Regions from separate parts of the Homo sapiens genome. Here regions 2, 3 and 4 are each linked to region 1. Evidence: chromatin loops called from intact Hi-C (ENCODE). Cell type or tissue: heart right ventricle. All regions are shown on one strand.

Region 1 (5,000 bases):
AGTCCAGTACATTCTCCCTGATGCCTCCTCTGAGTGATCCAGGCCTCGGTAGCCCTTGTTTCCAGACACAACCATGGTACACACCCTGGCATGAAACCCTATCTGCCCCATATCACTCTCTGGTCATTTCATGCACACTGGTTTAGTTCCCCAGGTAGACATACTCTGAGCTCTTTGAGTCCAGGGCCCATGAGCCCTCCCCACAGGGCTCACTGGCTTGACTACTGTTGTGGAAACTGAAAAGCATACCAAATGCTTATTTATATGTTTCACAGTTTTAACTTGCATTTTAGCTAAAATGTTCCCACATTCTTTTGGTTAGCAAAACATAACAGGCTCTCCTTTTGCCACTGATTCAATCTCAGGAAATGCCTTTTCGCCATAGAACTCCTAAACCCATTGCTGCCTATTGTTTTCTCATTAATGAAAAAAAAAGTTAACACTACTTTCTCCACTTACTCATAAAAGTTTCATTTCTCTACTTCAAACACTGTGTGAACATTAAAAGGTGCTATAGGTTGCATTTTAATAGAACAAGACAGTAAATAAAAGCATATGAAATTACAGCCTAGGAGTTTAAACACGTAATATTTCAAAGAAGTTTTACTTCACTTGAAAAAGTTTTCTCTTTCAGAAAGAAAACTTTCTAAAAAGTTTTCTCTTTCAGAAAGAAAACTTTCTAAAAGGCTTTCTCTTGCAGAAAGAAAACTTTCTAAAAAGTTTTCTCTTTCAGAAAGAAAACTTTCTAAAAGGCTTTCTCTTTCAGAAAGAAAACTTTCTAAAAAGTTTTCTCTTTTTAGTGTATTTAGAAATTAGCAAGGAAAACCCAGATTAAAAAGTCATTTAATCTACCTTCTAGCCTTGGATGCATCACTTACTTTTGGTCCCAGCCAAGTACCTCAAACCCTGGGTGTTAGTTTTCTTATTCACAAAATGGAAATAAAAGTGTCTTCCTGTTAGTCTTAGAGAAGCATTGTAACCCACGATTAAGACAACAAACAAGAAAGTGAGTAGTAAAGGGCAGAGCCCTGACTATAAGGGAGAAACTTGGGACAGAGGATCTCTGAGTCCAGAAAGGGAAGAAAGGAGGTGGCAATGACTGTCTCTCCCCATCCTTGGCTCCAGGTCTCTGCACCACTGATCACCTAGTCTAGCAGGTGCTTTGAGCCTGGGCAGGATCTGTGGAAGTGGCCAGTGGATCTGAAGGGGGTTGAGAAGCCAGTGCTACCCTGCCAGAATGACCCCCCCCCCCAAAAAAAGAGTTTTTAAAATCAATGCTCAACTTTTCTCCCAAATGATGATGCAAATACCAGTAATACACAAGCAGGTGGAGGTTATTTTTAGTGAGGGTATTTTTTTAACTTTCTATTCTGAAATACTTATAGACTTGCAAGAAGTTGCAAAAATAGTACAGAAAGGTCTATGTCCTTATCTCCTATCTTCCCCAATGATAACATCTTATATCACTATATTACATGATCAAAACCAGGAAATTGACACTGGCACAATACAATGGACTAGACTGCAGGCCTTAATCAAATGTTATCAGTTTTTGCAGACACTGTTATACAAACAACTATAATGGTGCAGAGGGTAGAAAAAAGAAAAAGAAGTGGTATAGAATTATTTACATCACTAGGATGAAATCAATACAATGTAATTTCGATAGACAATTCATGAGTATGCAAACAATTTTTTTATTACAAACGATATTTTTCTTCATGATTGAGTCCATTGTGATGGGATGATATTTGCAGCATCTTACTCCAGTCCCCCATTTGGGGAGGTGAAGAAATTTCCCACAACAGTTCTAGAAGAGTCAGGGAGAAAGAGGCATCCAATGCCCATTGCAACCCTAATCCCAGACCCTCTCCATAGGTAGCACTGCCTGCTCCCAATCCAGCTGTGCAAAATCATAGAATTCCCACAGCTTGAAGGGCATCTCCAGGTGGAATTTGGTGCCGGCCTTGAAATACTCGGGGTCGACTGAGCAATGCCACCATCTGGTGGTCAGACAAAGAACTAAGGAAAGCAGTGGCAGCTCTCCATTTGTGGGTCTTACCAGTTGAGCAACCTTTTAAATCTATTCCAGGAGGCTCTACTTAAGGTACAGCCATACTAAATGTTGTAATAAAGAATGTTTCGTAATGAGAATAACCACTCTACAGTGGATTAAATATGGCCACAAATTCCTGGAAGCCCCTCCCATTAAGACATGAGTCTATTTCCCTATCCTTTGAATCTGGGCTGGGCTCTTGACTTGCTTTGAAGCAGAATGCACAGGAAGAGATGCTGTGTAACTTCCAAGCCTCTACCTCAATTGGCCTCAGAGTTTGCCCCTCACCCTCTTGGAAGACTGCCACTTTGTGAACAAGCCCGCACCAGCCTCCTTCAGCATGAGATTCTAGTGGAGAGAGAATCTCCATTTCTCCTGAGGTCCCACGCATATGAATTCCAGCCGAATCGCTACCAAACGTGGTGATGAGCGAGCCCAGGCAAGAACAGCTGAAGGCAACTCAAGTCATAACCCACAGAATCATGAGAAATAATAAAGGGTTCTAAATCATTAAGTTCTGGGGTGGCTTATAATGGAACAGATTTGAACATTCTCAAATTATTGTTTAAAAAATCTGTACTGTGGACAAGCTTAAGGTTTATTATTACTATTTTAAACTAGATTACTAGGCAGGGCATACATCGCTATTTCCATATGGTAAACCTTGCTTGTTGCATGCATTTTGAATATACGGCATACTTTGATTTTCCTTTGCATTTTCAGCCCTCCTCACATGTTATCACGCATTCATTCATCAAACACCAAGCATGTTGAAAGTGACAGCTCCTGGAGTAGGCACTAAGGATGTGACATTGAATTGGATATGACGGCTACTCCTGAGAAGCTCATGGCTATTGGAGAAGATACGTATGCAAATGCTGAGTGACCACTCCCAGTGGAAGCAAGACAAGGGGCTAAGTTAGTCAGGACCCAATAAAGAAAAGAGAAACCACTCCAAATCCCTTGGAGAATTTAATCCAGAGAATTTATCAAACAGACAAGAAGGTACACAAAAGCTAGTGGGGACAGGAGTAGCAATAGAGCCCTGGAAGATCCCCAGCCACTGTCAGACAGCCAGCCACAGAGGAGGGGGAGAACCACCCTGGCATCCCTCTCCGACCACCCTGCAGTCTCACCCCAGAGGCTTGCACTGTTCAAACCCAGCAGGCGCCTGGAAATGCAGCCTGCAGGGATCAAATCCCTGGGATGTGGAGCACAGGAGGGGAAGAACAAGGCTTATGACTTGCCATGGTGGTATTCAGGCTAGAAAGTCTTTACAGCAGAGGCAGTGGCTGGGCCAAGCCTTGACACTTAGAAGAACTGGACTCTATTTGGAGATGTTTTGCAGTCACATTTGGGTTTGCCCAGGAGAAACAGGGATGAAAAAGCAGAGGGTTTGTATTCAAGCAACTGCTTACAACATTGACCCAAACAACAGTAACCACGAGGAGAGTGACAGTGCATAAGAAAGATGCCAGCACCCCCAGGGAGGAAGTGCTGGAGTTCCGGAGAGGCAGAAGTAACCTCTCGCTCTTGGCTCCTTTTGGTGCTGGGAGGACAGTAAGGTCAAGGCCATCCCTTCAGCTGTCCTGAACACAAGCCTCTTGACCCACATGGTGGCCGCTATGTTTCACCATGAGCCAAGCAAAGGACCAAGATGGATTCATTGCCTTTGTTCGAAATATAACTGAGTCTTCATATCAGCAGATTTCTTTCCTTGTCTTCTTGGTACAAGTGTACATATCTTTAGATTTCTTATTTCAGTAGCTAAATATACATCTAAACTCATTTGAAATGAAATAGGGACTGGCTCTTTCACATTCTAAAGTATGGTTTGCAAACTTCAGCAGGCCTCAGACACACCTGGAGGGCTTGTTCAAACACAATATCACTAGCATCCACCCCCAGAGTTTCCGTTCAGTAAGTCTGGAGGAAGGTTTGAGAATCTGCGTTTCCATCAAGTTGCTAGGTGGATATTGCTGCTGGTGCAGGACCACACTTTGGGAACCAATGTTCAAAGGTATTAACTTTCCTCCAAGTTCTTTTATTTTATATATCAACCCACCTTCACCTTTCATCACCTTGGTAGTGGCGTTTCCCAGCCACAAGCATCAGCCCGGTGCTGGTGAAACTACAGCTCCCAGTCACTCCCCTGGAGATTCTGAGGGCCTGGAATGCTACCTTCAAGGGCCCCAGGAGAGTCACATCAGGGTGACAGAAACCACAGGCATCCTGCAAACCTACTGTGTGCCAGGCACTGTGCTTGACAGTGATTGACAGGCGCTATTTCGTGTGATCTTCCTTATACTTCCGCTTGCATTTCCTCTGTATAGAGAGGTATCTGAGGCACTGAGAGGTGAAGGAGTTTGCCCAGTGCCACACAGCCAGCAAGTGGAAGAGCTGAGGCTCAAACTCAGGAAATGTGACACCACCCTGTCACTGTACTCCCAATCATTCTACTCTATTTCTTCCTAAAGAAAAGGGGACTGGAGCCCCCACCAGGATCACTGAAAAATTTCTCTAGTGAAGAGAAGCTGATCTCTTCCAACAAGGAACACCAAATAAAAATAAAAGGACAGCTGGGCACCGTGGCTCACACCTGTAATCCCAGCACTCTGGGAAGCTGAGGTAGTCGGATCACCTGAGGTCAGCAGTTCAAGACCAGCCTGGCTAACATGGTGAAACCCCATCTCTACTAAAAATACAAAAATTAGCCGGGTGTGATGGTGCGCATCTGTGGTCCCAGCTACTCAGGAGACTGAGGCATGAGAATCGCTTGAACTGGGAGGCAGAGGTTGCAGTGAGCTGAGTTTGTGCCACTGCACTCCAGCCTGGGCAACAGAGCAAGATGCCACCTCAAAAAATAATAATAATATAAAAGAACAATGTGGGTATTGCATGCATGCATGCATGTGTGTGCCTCTGTGTATGTTGTGTGTGTGTG
Region 2 (5,000 bases), 140 kb after region 1:
CAGGCTCCTGCGAGAAAGCAGAGTGCTAAGCGGCAGGGTCAGGAACAGGCACAGGGCAGTGGTAGTGTAGTGCTCGGCGTGCAACCTTTCCCAGTCCTCCCACTACCAATCCTCCACTAGTCTTTTCCTTTTCAAAACTGGGAGTAGAGACTAGGGTTGGGCCAGGTGAGAGGAGTTGAAAGTTAACTGCTAGAGAATAGCAGAATCAAAGGCACTCAGCTGGCAACTACTCTGCCAAGATGCACGTGGGGCATACAGCGCAAGAGAAGGGGCTCCTCCTCAGGTGCCATCTGAAAGAGCCTCCATCACCCAGGATCTTGTTCAAACAAAGCCTCCTGCTTTTGTGGCATGGCGTCCCAAGGCTGTGAGGATGGAGACAGCAGGAAACAATACAGCCCAGATTTGTAGACAGCTCTGAAACCATCTGGTTCAAAGGTGCTTTTTGCCCTTCCTTGTGGCTGGTCTGTCTACAAGTGTTGGCACTGGTTTCATTTTGAATTTTAAAATGGCAACTAGAGAGGTTGGTGGACTAAGATAAGCCAGGACTCTACTCTCAGTTCCACTGCTTTCCAACAGAAATTGTTAGACAAGTTACTTTGCCCTCATGAAACTTAGTTCCTCTTCTGCAAACTGGGGTTACCACCACCCACTTCAAAGTCACTGCCCTTAAGAGAGACGATAAAAGCGCACATCTGGTAGCTAGTAGGTAATTATTATGCACAAGGTGCATACATTGATATACAAAAAGAAACTATCTCTGAAAGACTGTAATCCTTCTGCCCCAAGGGATCAAGAAATTACTTGAAATCAATGAACCCCTCTTTTTCATCTACTTAGCCAAGGGCAGAAGTTAGATGAACAGACCCCCTGCCTAGAAGCATGTGCATAAGAAAAAGAAAAACTAAAAGGCAAGGATCACTGAGAAGACCTGTTTGGCACCAGCTTCAGTGGTTTCTCTTTTTTGAGGTTTCTCAGAATCTCACAAATGAGATGAGCTCTGTCCATCACAAGGCCATGCTCCACGGTCATGCCAGCATTCCCATCAGTGTCAAGGCAGATGTTGCATCTCAGAGGATGAGATTTAGCCTGCTGTGTGACCCCTGTGCTGAGGTACAGGGGCAGGGCTGTGTGTGGGCTCCCACATGCCTGCTCACCATGGGGATGAACCCTTTATTCTTAAGCAGTAGGGAAATGGGACTTCTGGAACAATCCTAAAGCACATAATAATCTCACATAACAGCCACATAATCGCAAGGCTACAGGGATTCTAATAAGATTTCTAACAAGAAAAGAAGCAAGTATTCCCTTCACTCTGTGAAAGAACATAAGAGACGCTGATTCGGAGTGTCTTGTTGGGGAGATGACTTAAAAATGATAAACTGAAAAGCAACATAGGTGAAGCTGTTTCAATTAAGGGATGCAAGGTTAGAGACAGAGCAAATGAGGAAAATTATAATAGAACAAACTCTTCTGGGTTTATATGAAGATTGAGAAAGTATAGAGGAAAAAACTGCTCTGAGGAGAAACAAGTAGGGCTACTGCAAGAAAGGACTGTGATGGCTGATATTGTCAAATTGATTGAATTGAGGAATGCAAAGAATTGTTGCTGGGTGTGTTTGTGAGGGTGTTGCCAAAGGAGATTAACATTTGAGTTAGTGGATTAGGAGAGGCAGACCCACCTTCAATCTGGGTGGGCACCATCTAATCAGCTGCCAGTGCAGCTAGAATAAAACAGGCAGATGGAAAGAGCAGACTTCCTGAGACTTCCAGTCTTCATCTTTCTCCCGTGCTGGATGCCTCCTGTCCTCTAACATTGGACTCCAAGCTCTTCAGCTTTTGAACTCTTGGACTTATACCAGTGGTTTGCCGGGGGCTCTCAGGTCTTCAGCCACAGACTGAAGGCTGCACTGTTGGCTTCCCTACTTTTGAGGTTTTGAGACTCTGACTGGTTTCCTTGCTCCTCAGCTTGCAGACAGTCTATTGCGGGACTTCACCTTGTGATCATGTGAGTCAATACTCCTTAATAAACTACCCTTCATATATACATCTATCCTATTCCGTCCCTCTAGAGAACCCTAATACAGACTGCAAATTTTGTTAACAAGATCCCATTAAACAGCTGCTGCATACCTTTCTAAGCAGCAATCCAACCTGTTGCAAGCACTAGGTACCTTGGCTAAAAGCATCCAATTACTGAGCTGCAGTTAACACGTAGCTCAAACTCTTGCAACAGAGAAATCTCAAGAATGTCACACCTTGACCATCTCATTGCTCCTGGAACTCTACTCTAAGAAACTAGAGTTTGAAAAACTAGACTGAAAAAATGGAGGGGTTGGCATGTGTCAAGGGCCCCCTCTAGTGGCTCTGGGAAAAAAGTGAAGTAATTACTGGGAGACAAAGCAGCAGCCCAATGATGAAGAAAGCCTCAGCCTTATCTACCTTTGCAGCCATCATTTCTAATTCTGAAGTGGTACGATAGATTCCTGTGTTTGAAGACCTCTCCTAGCAAAGGCCTCTGCCTCAGAAGTGTCAGGGACCTTTAGTACATTATACCTTAACTGCCTCTGTTAACTTAGTCCCAAATGATTTGCCTTAAACCCGTGTCCTTCAATTTTCTATGGTGGTGGGTTTTTTCCACCCATATGTAGTTCCATGTTTCCAGCCTTTACCGCCATCATTGTTAATTACTGAATAATTTTAGGTGTATATTTATAAAGCCAAAGCAGGACTTGTGATCACTGTACACTTTAATGTTTGATAATCAACTTTCCAGGCACTGATCTGAACACACAAGTATCCATGAGATAACATTCAAACCTTAATGTCTCTTTCCAATAATAGAGTTATACCAACCAATGTGAGGACTTGAGAGAGGAAATAAATCCATGTGCTTCTTGCAAACCTAATCGCTAGGCTGCCTCATGTCCCTGAGCAATTACTGGCTGCCACAAGGGCTCTTACACCCAGGAGACTCTGTGTCTAGGAAGGGGAGAGTGAGTGCCACATGGTGGCAGATTTATGGAGCAACGCTGGCATCTTTCATGCAGAAGACTGGCAGCCAGGAGTAATCCAGTCCCCCTAAGACACTGAGATAAGTGATCAGAGTGTACCTAAATAAGTGCAGTCTAAAGAAAATAGGAGGAGTGGGGAGGCAAAAGGCAAAGAAAACCAGAGATGGTGAATTGTGCCCTTAAAATCTGTTTCTCTGTGTCATGTGGAGGATCAATCAACACTGTACTATCTCTCTCCCATTTTCATAGTTAACTTGGGAGAAAAAAAGAGCTAATGTATTAGAGTCTGTCCTGCTTGCGAAGGAAAGCCAGGACTTGGTTCTGGCTCTGTGGGTTATTAAGCTGTGTGTGCTCATTTATTCATTTGGGTCACTTACCTAATCTGGGCTTCAGATTTCCTCGTCTATAAAATTAAGGTATTAAACTAAAAAATTTTGTATCTCTGGATCTAAATATATCCTTCAAAGTCCTAACTTAGAAAAAGTGGAGATATGAAAGCCACTTTATTTTTTTGAGATAGAGTCTCGCTCAGTCGCCCAGGCTGGAGTGCAGTGGCACAATCTCAGCTCACTGCAAGCTCTGCCTCCCGGGTTCACGCCATTCTCCTGCCTCAGCCTCCCGAGTACCTGGGACTACAGGCGCCCGCCACCAGGCCCGGCTAATTTTTTGTATTTTTAGTAGAGACAGGGTTTCCCCGTGTTAGCCAGGATGCTCTGGATCTCCTAACCTCGTGATCCACCCACCTTGGCCTCCCGAAGTGTTGGGATTACAGGCGTGAGCCAACACGCCTGGCCGAAAGCCATTTTTAAGACACGTTTTGTGAAATCTGAGCTCTTGCCAAAATAATATTCCTTCTAGAAATGTTAACCACTTTATCAAGAATTACTTAATGTGACCAAAATAAAAGCTGTAACACTTCTAGGCAATAGGCAATTGAAACAGATTCTGTTCTTACTTTTCCCGGATGAAAAGAAGAATTGTTTCTTCCAAAAGATAAAACTAAGGAAACAAGGATATCACTGTTCAATCTTCACACAAAAGGAGAGGATAATTTCCACCTAATTACATATAATTTTAAAACAAAAAAGGGCCAGCTGCAGTGACTCACACCTGTAATTCTAACACTTTGGGAAGCCAAGGATCACTTGAGGCCAGGAGTTCGAGACCAGCCTGGGCAAAGTGAGACCCCACCCCCATCTACTTAAAAAATCAGAAATCAGCCGGTGTGTTAGCACACACCTGTAATTCTAGCTACCTACTTGGGAAGGTGCCCTGAGAGGAACCCTTGAGCCCAGGAGTTGGAGATTGCAGTGAGCTATGATTGAACCACTGCACTCCAGCCCGAACGACAGAGTAAGGCCCTATCTTCTCTTTAAAAAAAAAGAGAAAAAAAAAAAAAGAAAAAAATACCAAGTAGGGAAGGAAAGATCCTCCTAACTTTTAACAGCAGGCTAACACTTTGCTGTTACCATTTAAACTGCATTAATGTGCAACTGGTTCCATTTGCACTTCCCTCCATTTAAGATAGCTGACTAAGCATAAATACACAAACCTGGATTATCAGTGTTCCAGGATAAGGAGATACGCCTAAGTAAAAAGATACAGAATGAATATTATTTCGTAAATATAACACTTTTTTTTTTTGAGACAGGGTCTTGCTCTGTTGCCAGGCTGGAGTGCAGTGGCATGATCATGGCGCATTGTAGCCTCAACCTCCCAGGCTCGTGACCCCTTCCACCTCAGCCTCCCAAGTAGCTGGGACTACAGGTGTAGCCACCAAACCCAGCTAGTTTTTAAATTTTTTGTAGAAATCGGGTCTCACTACATTGCACAGGCTGGTCTCAAACTCCTGGCTCAAATGATCATCCTGCTCCAGCTTCTAAAAATGTTGGTATTACAGGTATGAACCACTATACCTAGCAGAATTTTTAAGAAAATGATTTCTTAAATCTTTAAGACAGAACATAATCTCTGCACCTCTGTGGCAAG
Region 3 (5,000 bases), 150 kb before region 1:
TTGAATCGTGAGAAGCACAGAAAGTAGATTTGTTACAGTGTTTTACAACTGTTCTCTTTTATTAGAGTCAGGAAATAACAGACATTGGCAAGGTTGAGGAGAAAAGGGAAGGTTTATACGCTGTTGGTGGGAATGCAAATTAGTTCAGCCCCTGTAGAAAGTGGTTCGGAGATTTCTCAAAGAACTCAACATAGAATTACCGTTCAACCCGACAATCCCATTACTGGGTGTATACCCAAAGGAAAATAAATCATTCTACCAAAATGACACCTGCATTTGTATATTTATCGGGTACTATTCACAACAGCAAAGACATGGCATCAATCCAAGTGCCCATCAATGGTGGATTAGACAAAGAAAATGTGGTACATATACGCCCATGGAATGCTACATAGCCATAAAAAAGAACAAAATCATGTCCTTTGCAGCAACGTGGATGCAGCTGGAGGCCATTATCCTAAGAAAATTATCACAAACATAAAACCAAATAATGCATGGTCTCACTTGTAAGTGAGAGCTAAACATTGGGTACACACAGACATGAAGATGGGAACAATAAACATTGGGAATTTCAAAAGTGGGGAGGTAGGAAAGAGGACAAGAGTTGAAAAATTACCTATCAGGTACTATATTTACTACCTGAGGGACAGGATCATTAATTAGAAGCCCAAACCTCAGCATCACACAAAACACCCATCTAACAAACCTGTACATATACCCCTCTGATATCTAAAATTAAAAATATAAATAAAAAAATAAGTAAAACTGGTTACATAGCTAAAAAATTTTTTTTAAATACTGTTCTCTTAAAAGAGCTGTAAGCAGACATCAGACATTGGGCAAACTCCTTTCCCATCTACTTCTCTATTTACACTTACTACCTTTTTAAAAAAATACAAGGCAAACAAAAACCTCACAAACATTTAAAACAATAATCATAAAATTTTTAATAGGAAAAAAGTACTTTATAATTTGTTAAAAGTTAAAGGTTCATGTTTCTCTCTAGATATAAAATAGAAATTGTCACATCTTAGAAACCGAACCCTTGAGGTAGAATACATAATTACATTTGTTAAAGTAGGTAAAAAAAAAAAAAAAAACACTGCAGTGTTACTTTCCAAAAAATGGTTGCAAAAGGTTCAAACCTCAAACATTACCATTAAGAAAAAACAAAACATATAGGCATATTAACACTAAACATACCTAAAGAAAATTTCACTGACAATTCATAATCTGTATTCAATCATATATTTAAGACATAATCCTACAAGTTGTTCAAAAACAATGTTATACTTACTCTTTTCATTTGGTCTACAGTAATGGTAGAAGACTTCCAAAGGGACTTTAATAAATCCAAAATCATCTTAAATGTACTTTCTCCAGTTGACTCTAAAACCATTATAATAGCCTAAAAATTGAATCAATGAGTGAATTTTTGGTTAATTCATATATGAAACTGCTCCTAAAATGCACCTAGATGCCTTCTGTAATCGTAGAAATTTAATAACCACTTCCTCCTTTGATATTAAAAAAAGGATGTACATTATTTAAAAAGCATAAGTCGCTACAGTACAAAAAGGAACACTTAATAATTATCTTTGACATGGCAAGGTAATCTTACTTCATATACAAGCTCATGGTGAAAATGAGGTACTTCCAGTTCCTTAAGGCAATGTTCAGCTTCAGATATGTCTCCAGAGAGTAAATATTCTTTCAGCAGCATATCAATCTATTAGATTTAAAAGTTGAGATGTGTCAGAATTCCTAACTTTTAAAATATCGTGCTTGCCTACAGGATTATTTGCCCTCATTCCAATATAATGAAATAGTGGGTAACAAACAGCTAATAACATATACATTGGATGTGGTACTATTACAACAGAATTTTTCATAATTAAAAAATAAATCCCCAATTTTTAAATGGTTCATAATTATGATTCAAATGCAATGCTTCAGTGTGTCTGAATCACTGAGAACTACGAATAGGTTTATAATGCATGCGTCCTGGGTTGTGACCATAATGCTCTAGTGTGCCACTAAAAATAAGGGATTTTAAATACCACTAGAGGGCACTAACAAAGTTTCAACATAAAGTGGCACAAAATATTTCACTTCTATCAAGACGCTCTTAATAGTGCACTGAGAGCCAAAAAATGAGAGATGATAATGGGGCATTACTAGAGAGGGCAAAGATTTCCACATAGTTTCTCTTTTCTCTACAACTGAGAATTTGAAACTCATTATCTAAAATGTTCAATAATTCAGTTTCCAGCTGTAGCTAAAGAGACAAGTCTTGATTTTCCCGCTCAAACTTGAACATCTCAAAAAAGTGGGAGAACTTTTTCAGCACAAGAGTTTCAACTAGGAATATTTTTCCCTATATGTTATTTGTTAAAATCCCCTTTGTATTTGGTGGGCACATATCTAGTTGCCTGAATGTTGAATGTTGGCTGACTGAATTTAAAAAATCATATTTAAGTATCCTTCCAACTTCTATAAGATATTTTCATAAAAGGTAAAGTAAAATTTAATTGCTGTCATGCTTTAGGATATAATATTTACATGTAAGTAAATATGTATTTAAATATTTACATGTAAGTAAATATTTAAAGCATAGCATTTGAGTATTTTTACAATTACAAACTAATGCATAGTCATGCATCGTTTAACAGGGATACATTCTGAAAAGTGTGTTAGATGACTCTGTCATGGTGCAAACATCATAGAGTATACTCACAAAAACCTAGATGGTATAGCCTACTACACACCAGTGCTATATGGTATAGCCTATTGCTCCTAGGCTACAAATCTGTACAGCAGGTCACTATATTGAATAATATAGGCAATTGGAACACAATGGTATTTGTGTATCTAAACATAGAAAAGGTACAATAAAAAACAGTGTAAATGATTTTTAAAATGATACACCTGTATAGAGCACTCAATATGAATAGAGCTTTCAGGATGGAAGTTACTCTGGGTGATTCAATGAGTGAGTGGTTAGTGAATGTAAAGGCCTAAGACATTACCCATACACTGGCTATGCACTTTATAAACACTGTATACTTAGGCTACATTAAATTTATGAAAAAATAAAGTAACTGTGCTACAACATTACAACTGCCTCCATATCACTCAACGATAGGAATTTTTCAGCTCCGTTATAACCTTATGGGACCACCACCATCCCACACAGTCCATCACTGACCAAAACATCATAATGTGGCACGTGACTGTACTTGTTATTCAAATTATATTACTTACTTTTAACATTTGTTACATAACTTTAGAAGTATTAAAAATATCCCCCATCAAATTCCATGCACTTCTGAGAATGATAAATTACAAATACATTTATACATTTCTAAAAGTCTTCTTTGATCCAACCCTTCCATGTAAGCAAATATCCAAATAATGTCAACCTCAAACTCATATACTGGCAGTTTTATTTCCATTTTTATCTTGTCAATTTTCTTTATTGAGAGAGAATTCACACACCATAAAACAGCTTGTCCAGTTTCCAAAAATATTAATTTTGGAGAGTATTACCATCTTAACAATATTAAGTATCCTCATCCATAACCATGGGATATCATTCTATTTATTTAGGTCTTCCTTAATTTCTTTCAACCTGTTTTGCAGTTTTCAGTGTACAAGACTTGCATTTGTCTTGTTAAATTTATTCCTAAGTATTTTATTTTTGATGCTATCACAAATGCAATAATTGCATTTCAGATCATTCATTTCTACTGTATAGAGAATTGAATTTTGTGTACTGATCTTTTATCTTGCAACCTTTCTGAACTCATTTTTTAGTTAATAGTTTGGTTTCAGTTTTGGGGAGTTAAAAAATGTGGATTCATTCAAATTTTCTGTATACAGATCATGTTATCTGGGAATACAACTAGTTTTATCTCCTCCTTTCCAATCTGGATGCCTTTTATCTTTCCTGCCTAATTGCCCTGGCATCTTGACTATTTTTATACCTCAATTTTTCTAATAATTGTTTAATTTTTAAAAAACAGATACTGCAATCACGACATTACAAACACTGACTCATCTATTTTAACATATATAAAAGCAAAAACAGTCAAGGCTCTAACTACAATTTGAACTCCTTAACACTTAAGCTAGATACACATACACAAACACACACACACACCTCATTAAAAGACTTACTAAAAATCAAAATTGTAGTTACATGAAAAGATTATACTCAAAAATCAGAAGCACATGAACTACAAATCTTCTAGTTGCATGCCTTTTCTTAAAGAGATCTGCAGATAAGGAGTTTTTTCTGTTTTTTGGTTTCTTGTTATAGGACACCACATTGCAGCCAGAAAAAAAAAAAATCCATAGGGAATAAATCTGGCATTTTAATGCAATAAATCGCTTTTTTTTTTTTTTTTTTTTGAGACAGAGTCTTGCTCTGTCACCCATGCTGGAGTGCAGTGGTGTGATCTCAGCTCACTGCAACCTCCTCCTCCTGGGTTCAAGCAATACTGGTGCCTCAGCCTCCCGAGTAGCTGGGATTACAGGTGCGCACCACCATGCCTGGCTAATTATTATGTATTTTTAGTAGAAACGGGGTTTCACCATGTTGACCAGGCTGGTCTCAAACTCCTGGCCTCAAGCAATCCACCCGCCTCAGCCTCTCAAAGTGCTGGGATTACAATCAATTTTCTTTTAAAACATGCATATGGGTAGTGAATGTCCTCACAAAAATCTAACACTCTGATCTGCTCTAGTGCTCATAATTCATAACTCATTATTTAAGACTATCTAGTTTTAAATTGCTCATATAAAAGCGTATTTATTGAATAGCTAAAACACAGAAAATCTCATTTCAACAGCATTTGAAAATTATTAAATAATACTATAAGAAAAAGATTTCAGGCATTCCTTTGAAGTTCATAGATGGCTTGCTTATAATTATTCATGAAAGCCATTTTAACAGACTCATTTTTTAATCATATAATTTATAATAAAAGGTTATAAAG
Region 4 (5,000 bases), 140 kb before region 1:
AAAAATATTGTGTCATTTTTCAGAGAACAAAATGGCACACAGCTCTCATCACATCCCAAATATATAACTGTTTTAATGTAATGAGATTTTATTCCATTTCTTAGAAATTCACTTATGCAAAAGAAAATGATTAAATTTATTCAGTGACCCAAGATCATTGTAGATGTATTTTGCTTATAAAAGATGTCTTCTCTCCTATATTAAATAAATTATACTTGCAACTTTAAACCTACCGCAACTTCATTAGTATCTCCATGCTCAAAATATTCCTGTATGATTGGTGTTAAAGTCTTCTCAAATGCCCTTTCATCCAAAGGCAAAACTACAGTTTCATAAACACAGTTCTCCTTTGAGGGGAAAAGGGAGTAAGAGTTATAAAAAACAAAATGCAAATAAACAAGTGAAATTGTTGTACAATTTTATATTCTAAGTGGTTAATAATCCCCACTTAGCACAAGACAAAGACATGCTACATACATTGATCGCATATAAAAATAGAATCTAGGCCAGGCAAGGAGACTCATACCTATAATCCCAACACTTTGGGAGGCAAAGGCGGGAGGTTCACTTGAGGCCTGGAGTTCAATACTAGCCTGGGAAACATAGCAAGACCCTGTCTCTACAAAAAAGTTTTAAAAATTAGCCAGACATGGTAGCTTGCCCCTGTAGTCCTAGCTACTCAGGAAGCTGAGGCAGAAGGATCTCTTAAGCCCAAGAGTTCGAGGCTGCAGTGAGCTATAATTCATCACTGCACTCCAGCCTGGACAACAAAGCTAAAAAATAATAATAATAAATCATAATAAAAATAGTAGAATTTATATGTCACTGCTCTTTTACAAAATCAGAATACAATAAGCCAATATATAGATTAGAATCATTAACCACAGCAAATACATAATTTGCTCCCAACCCCCATGTCTTCTGTTAATTTTTTCTCTCAAAATTTTTATGTCTCTCTCAAAACCAATCTTTTAGTAATCAAAAAGTTTCATGATGGCTTCCTATCATAAATGGTGTTTTAATTAAAATTTCACTTTAAAAAAAAATGAAGCAGGAACCAAAGCCTTCACGATTAGCATTATTATAATAAAAAGTATAACACAAAGATCAATGTTGTAGTGACAGAAAAAAAATCTCTAAGGAAAAAAGCACTGTTCAATTGAAATTTCAAAAAGAAAATTAACATCCATCATCAAACCATTCCTCTCTCCCCATGCTAAAAAAGCTCTGAAATGTAGTGCCCCCTTATCTACAAGGGGTATGTTCCAAGCCCCGTCCGAGGATGCCTTAAACCACAGATAGTACCGAACCCAATAAATACTGTTTTCTCAATCCGATAACCTAGACAGCTACCATGTGACGAATGCACGAGTAGTGTATACATTGCGGATACACGCTGGACAACGGAATGGCTCACATCCTGGGCAGGATGAGGTGGATGAAGCTGGACAGCAGGAGATCTCATCACACTACTCAGAATGGCATGCAATTTAAAACTTATGAATTACTTCTGAAAGTTTCCACTCAATATTTTCAAACCACATTGGACCATGGGTAACTGAAACTGCGGAAAGTGAAACCACGGATAAGAGGGGACTGCTATATTTACAACTTGTGACTGGCTTCAGCCTAAAAACATATACTTGAAAGATTAATACATTTTTAGCAAAGATTCTACAGTACTTGAATCCTACTAGTTTCATATTTTTCATGTTCTCTTAGAAATATTTCCATATCTATTAGTTAAAACACTTAAATACATACATACAACACACAATAAAAACAACCTAACACATACTCTTAACGTTTTCCTGTCTAAAATTTCCATCACCGTGTCTCACCTTGTGCAAAGACAAATTTTCAAAAAACATAATCAAAACATTTGGGATTTGCTTCAAAATAATCCAAAACAGGGTGGGGCAAAGGGGCCAATAGAAGACGGAGAGTAAATGGAATTAAACAAGACTGCCTATGAGTTTGTAATTATTTAAGTTTGTAAAGCTAAGAGAGGAGTACAAGCAGATTATACTATTCTACTTTAAATTTTTTCCATTAAAAAAAATAAAAAATTCACTTCACAATCTATTAAAAATTTACATTTTCAGCATTATCCCTAAAAGAAAGATGCGCATGTCCCCAAAACAAAATGTATTATATAGTTACCATTCTAAACAGTAATATTTAAAAGGAATCTAATATCTGTAACTCATAATATTCAAAAGAAGATATTCTCAATTATCATTACTATAGAAACAAACTATATTAACAGAATTTACTGAAAAATGGACAACTTAATAATCCTAAGTGAATTTCTAAAGAGCTATTTTTGACTCACTACAGAAACCAAGTGAAAGTTATGCATGTATTACTGTCAGTTTACTTGGTTTCCTAATCCAAAACATTTATACATATGATTTGACACATGTATGAGTAAACTACAAACATGAAGTCAAAAAAGTTCATAAACATTTTAAATATTATGAAAAAGCAAAGCACTGATACCTGGTCATCATCATAGTTAGGATCTTTCACATCCACCTCCTCCACATCATACACCTGTCCAGGTGTACCCCAGACACCTTTGCCTCCTGCACCACCTGAAAAAGTTTAGCATTGAGAAAGAAAAAACACAAAATTCATCAATTTGTTGAAATCTAAAATAAAATGTTCCGATGTTAAACAACAGCTAAAAAAAAATTGTATTTAACGTGTTAGTTTTTTTCCAGTTTTCTTCCCCTACTGGTTTTTGTTCAGACCACTCTTTCAATATTTCCAAAAACATTAAGTTAAAATAGCTTATGAAGTTAAAAACTAAAAAAGCAGATGCTTTAAAATAAAAGCAAAAACAAATAAAGATAAAAAAATAGCTATATTGAGGACCTCAAAGGAGATGATATTGCAGCTGAGCTCTAAATTTTATTCGACATTTCTTTGAGACTAAGACAAAAAGAAACATTCTGGGCCGGTAAAGCTTAGCATAGAAAACTCAACAAGGGAAAAATTATTTAACAAAAAAGGACAGTAACCACCATCAAATATTTTAAGGTCAAATACAGTACTCTTTAAATATTAAAGTACACATTAAACCATACAACTAGCAATATGTTATAAATATAGAAAAGAATTCTAACTGCTTTTAAGCATTAACAGCCCTGAAAATTCTGTTTTCTAAATACAAAACAACCAAAAGAAGCTTAACAATTCCAATTTTCAAAGTTGCTTTTCTACATCAACTTACTGAAATGTTTTAAGGACTAATGTACTACACTATTTTTTAAAGAACCTTTACAATGTCACCAACATTTCTGTTTTTGGAGGTTTTTATTTTGTACCAAGTATATCCTTGCCATCAGACCAAAACAGAATCTGACAACCAGGTTTCATTTTGATATAAAACATGATTGCAGAGGCATTTAACAAAACTAATTTTTGACAGATCACAAAAACATTTTACAAGAAACCTAGGCTATAAATTGAAGTTCCCACCATTCAGAAGGTGATGAAATCGTCAGAAAACTCTTATTCAACAAATATTTGCCTACAGTGTACTAGTCACTATTTCGGGTACTAGAGAAACAGCAGTGAAACAGACCAATCTACTACAGAACCCAAAATAAAGAGCTAAAGAGAACTCACCGTGAGATCTAGGAAAACATTAAAATTCAGATCTAGACGTTATCAATCAAATGTATATTTATTAGTAGTAGTAATGGACATAATTATATTAAATAAGTATGATGGATTTCTGACTCCTTTCAAACTTAGAGAATATACGTAAAACTCGTAACAGTGAAAAACATCAGTGTATATTTTGCTGGAAATAAATCGTTAACATTCTGCTCAAGAAAATTAAATCTACTCAAACAAGAAAAAACATCAACCTAAAGAAAAAGTGAGATGGTTCTCACATTATTACTAAGTAAAAATATATACAAACTGTAAAGCCTTACATTTTCACTTTTTGAATCTCTCTCATTCCTAGAACAAGGAAAGTGTAGTACAAGAACCAGACAATTTTTTTCCACTTGTTTATCTTCCATTTGTTGGACATGATATATACCAACCTTTCTTTGGTAGTCCCCTTCCTTTCCCAGATCTGGATCGCCTATCCAGCAACCTTCCCTTTGGACTGGTTGGCACAGTTAATCCACTTCTAAGGGCGTCACTCCCACTGTCGCTGACCGAATCGCCTCTGCCAGAGTCCCGGGATGAGTTTTTCCTTAGTCGCCTTTTTGCCTTGGCATTAATTCTAGCTTCGTTAATGGAGGATGCTGAAATCCAATTTCCATTTATTTCATTCTTTATTTCCTCAGTCCCAGCATTTTCTTCATCACCGGAAAAGAGAGAGTCACTTAAGTTATCAGGATCTTAAAGAGAAAAATGAAGAAAAAAATTCTAAGTATTTTAAGTATCTACTGTTTTATAGATATAGTGGTAAGTTAGATTAGGTTGAATCACATGACATTACCATTTTTGTAGGTAAATTACAGTCACATATTGGGAATTTCATCTACTTCAATCTAATAAACAACTAAATAAGATTACTTTTCACATTATCAAGGAAAGTAAACCAAGGCACTGAATTTTAACAAAGCATGTTTGTTTCTTACCAAAAACAAACCAAATTTGTTTGTTTTTACCAAAAGAAGCATGTTATTTCACGTTTAGATCATAAAATCTATGCTAACAGCAACACCAAATATAAAACCCTTAGACTTTTATGAGCTAATTGGAGATATTAAGAAAAGACAAAGCATCTTGAGAAGAGAGATAAACTAATATTTATAGAATGCCTACTATTAGGCACTGTGCTAGACACTCTATCATTTATTTATGCACAAGTTTGGCAGTTAATTATTATAACATTGAAGACAGATAAGGAAACTAAGGCTGAGAATGTTTAAATGATTTGCCAAACGTCCCATAACTAGGTATAAACACTTAAGAACTATTAGTAATCCAAAAGAGAATGAAAGGCATTTAGCAAATAATCGCATATG

Evidence for each region. A loop is a pair of places that touch in the nucleus more often than their neighbours do. Peaks named below come from ENCODE experiments on the same cell type or tissue, not always from the same donor. Only the 100,000 strongest peaks of a DNase experiment are listed, where the experiment ranks them.
Region 2: a loop joins it to region 1, with 2.2 times the contacts of the local background. A loop is called at or near these places in 34 of 110 quality-filtered maps.
Region 3: a loop joins it to region 1, with 15 times the contacts of the local background. A loop is called at or near these places in 98 of 110 quality-filtered maps.
Region 4: it touches region 1 in a loop (6-fold over the local background); 97 of 110 quality-filtered maps call a loop at or near these places.

Annotation. Positions count from the first base shown.
Region 1 is chr10:110,743,549-110,748,548 of GRCh38, reverse strand. The region is part of intron 1 of RBM20 (RNA binding motif protein 20); the gene reads right to left. LOC124902498 (a long non-coding RNA gene) reads left to right here. Exons shown (of 3, transcript XR_007062286.1): 3 at 2,780-2,855. Among named protein-coding and RNA genes, the nearest start is that of RBM20, 100 kb to the right of the region's middle. In heart right ventricle, CTCF peaks have their summits at 1,817 and 2,022 (motif pointing left); a DNase peak (open chromatin) is centred at 1,992; H3K27ac peaks cover 5,000 bases.
Region 2 is chr10:110,607,828-110,612,827 of GRCh38, reverse strand. No RefSeq gene overlaps it. Among named protein-coding and RNA genes, the nearest start is that of RBM20, 34 kb to the left of the region's middle. RefSeq lists enhancers at 310-459, 634-1,571. In heart right ventricle, CTCF peaks have their summits at 2,141, 2,355 (motif pointing left) and 3,016; no DNase peak of the experiment used is centred here; H3K27ac peaks cover 962 bases.
Region 3 is chr10:110,890,820-110,895,819 of GRCh38, reverse strand. It overlaps PDCD4 (programmed cell death 4), which reads right to left. Exons shown (of 12, transcript NM_014456.5): 9 at 1,622-1,729; 10 at 1,298-1,408. Among named protein-coding and RNA genes, the nearest start is that of MIR4680, 4.8 kb to the left of the region's middle. In heart right ventricle, a CTCF peak has its summit at 2,061 (motif pointing right); no DNase peak of the experiment used is centred here.
Region 4 is chr10:110,880,600-110,885,599 of GRCh38, reverse strand. It overlaps PDCD4 (programmed cell death 4), which reads right to left. Exons shown (of 12, transcript NM_014456.5): 3 at 4,065-4,367; 4 at 2,503-2,597; 5 at 234-347. Among named protein-coding and RNA genes, the nearest start is that of PDCD4, 11 kb to the right of the region's middle. In heart right ventricle, no CTCF peak of the experiment used is centred here; no DNase peak of the experiment used is centred here.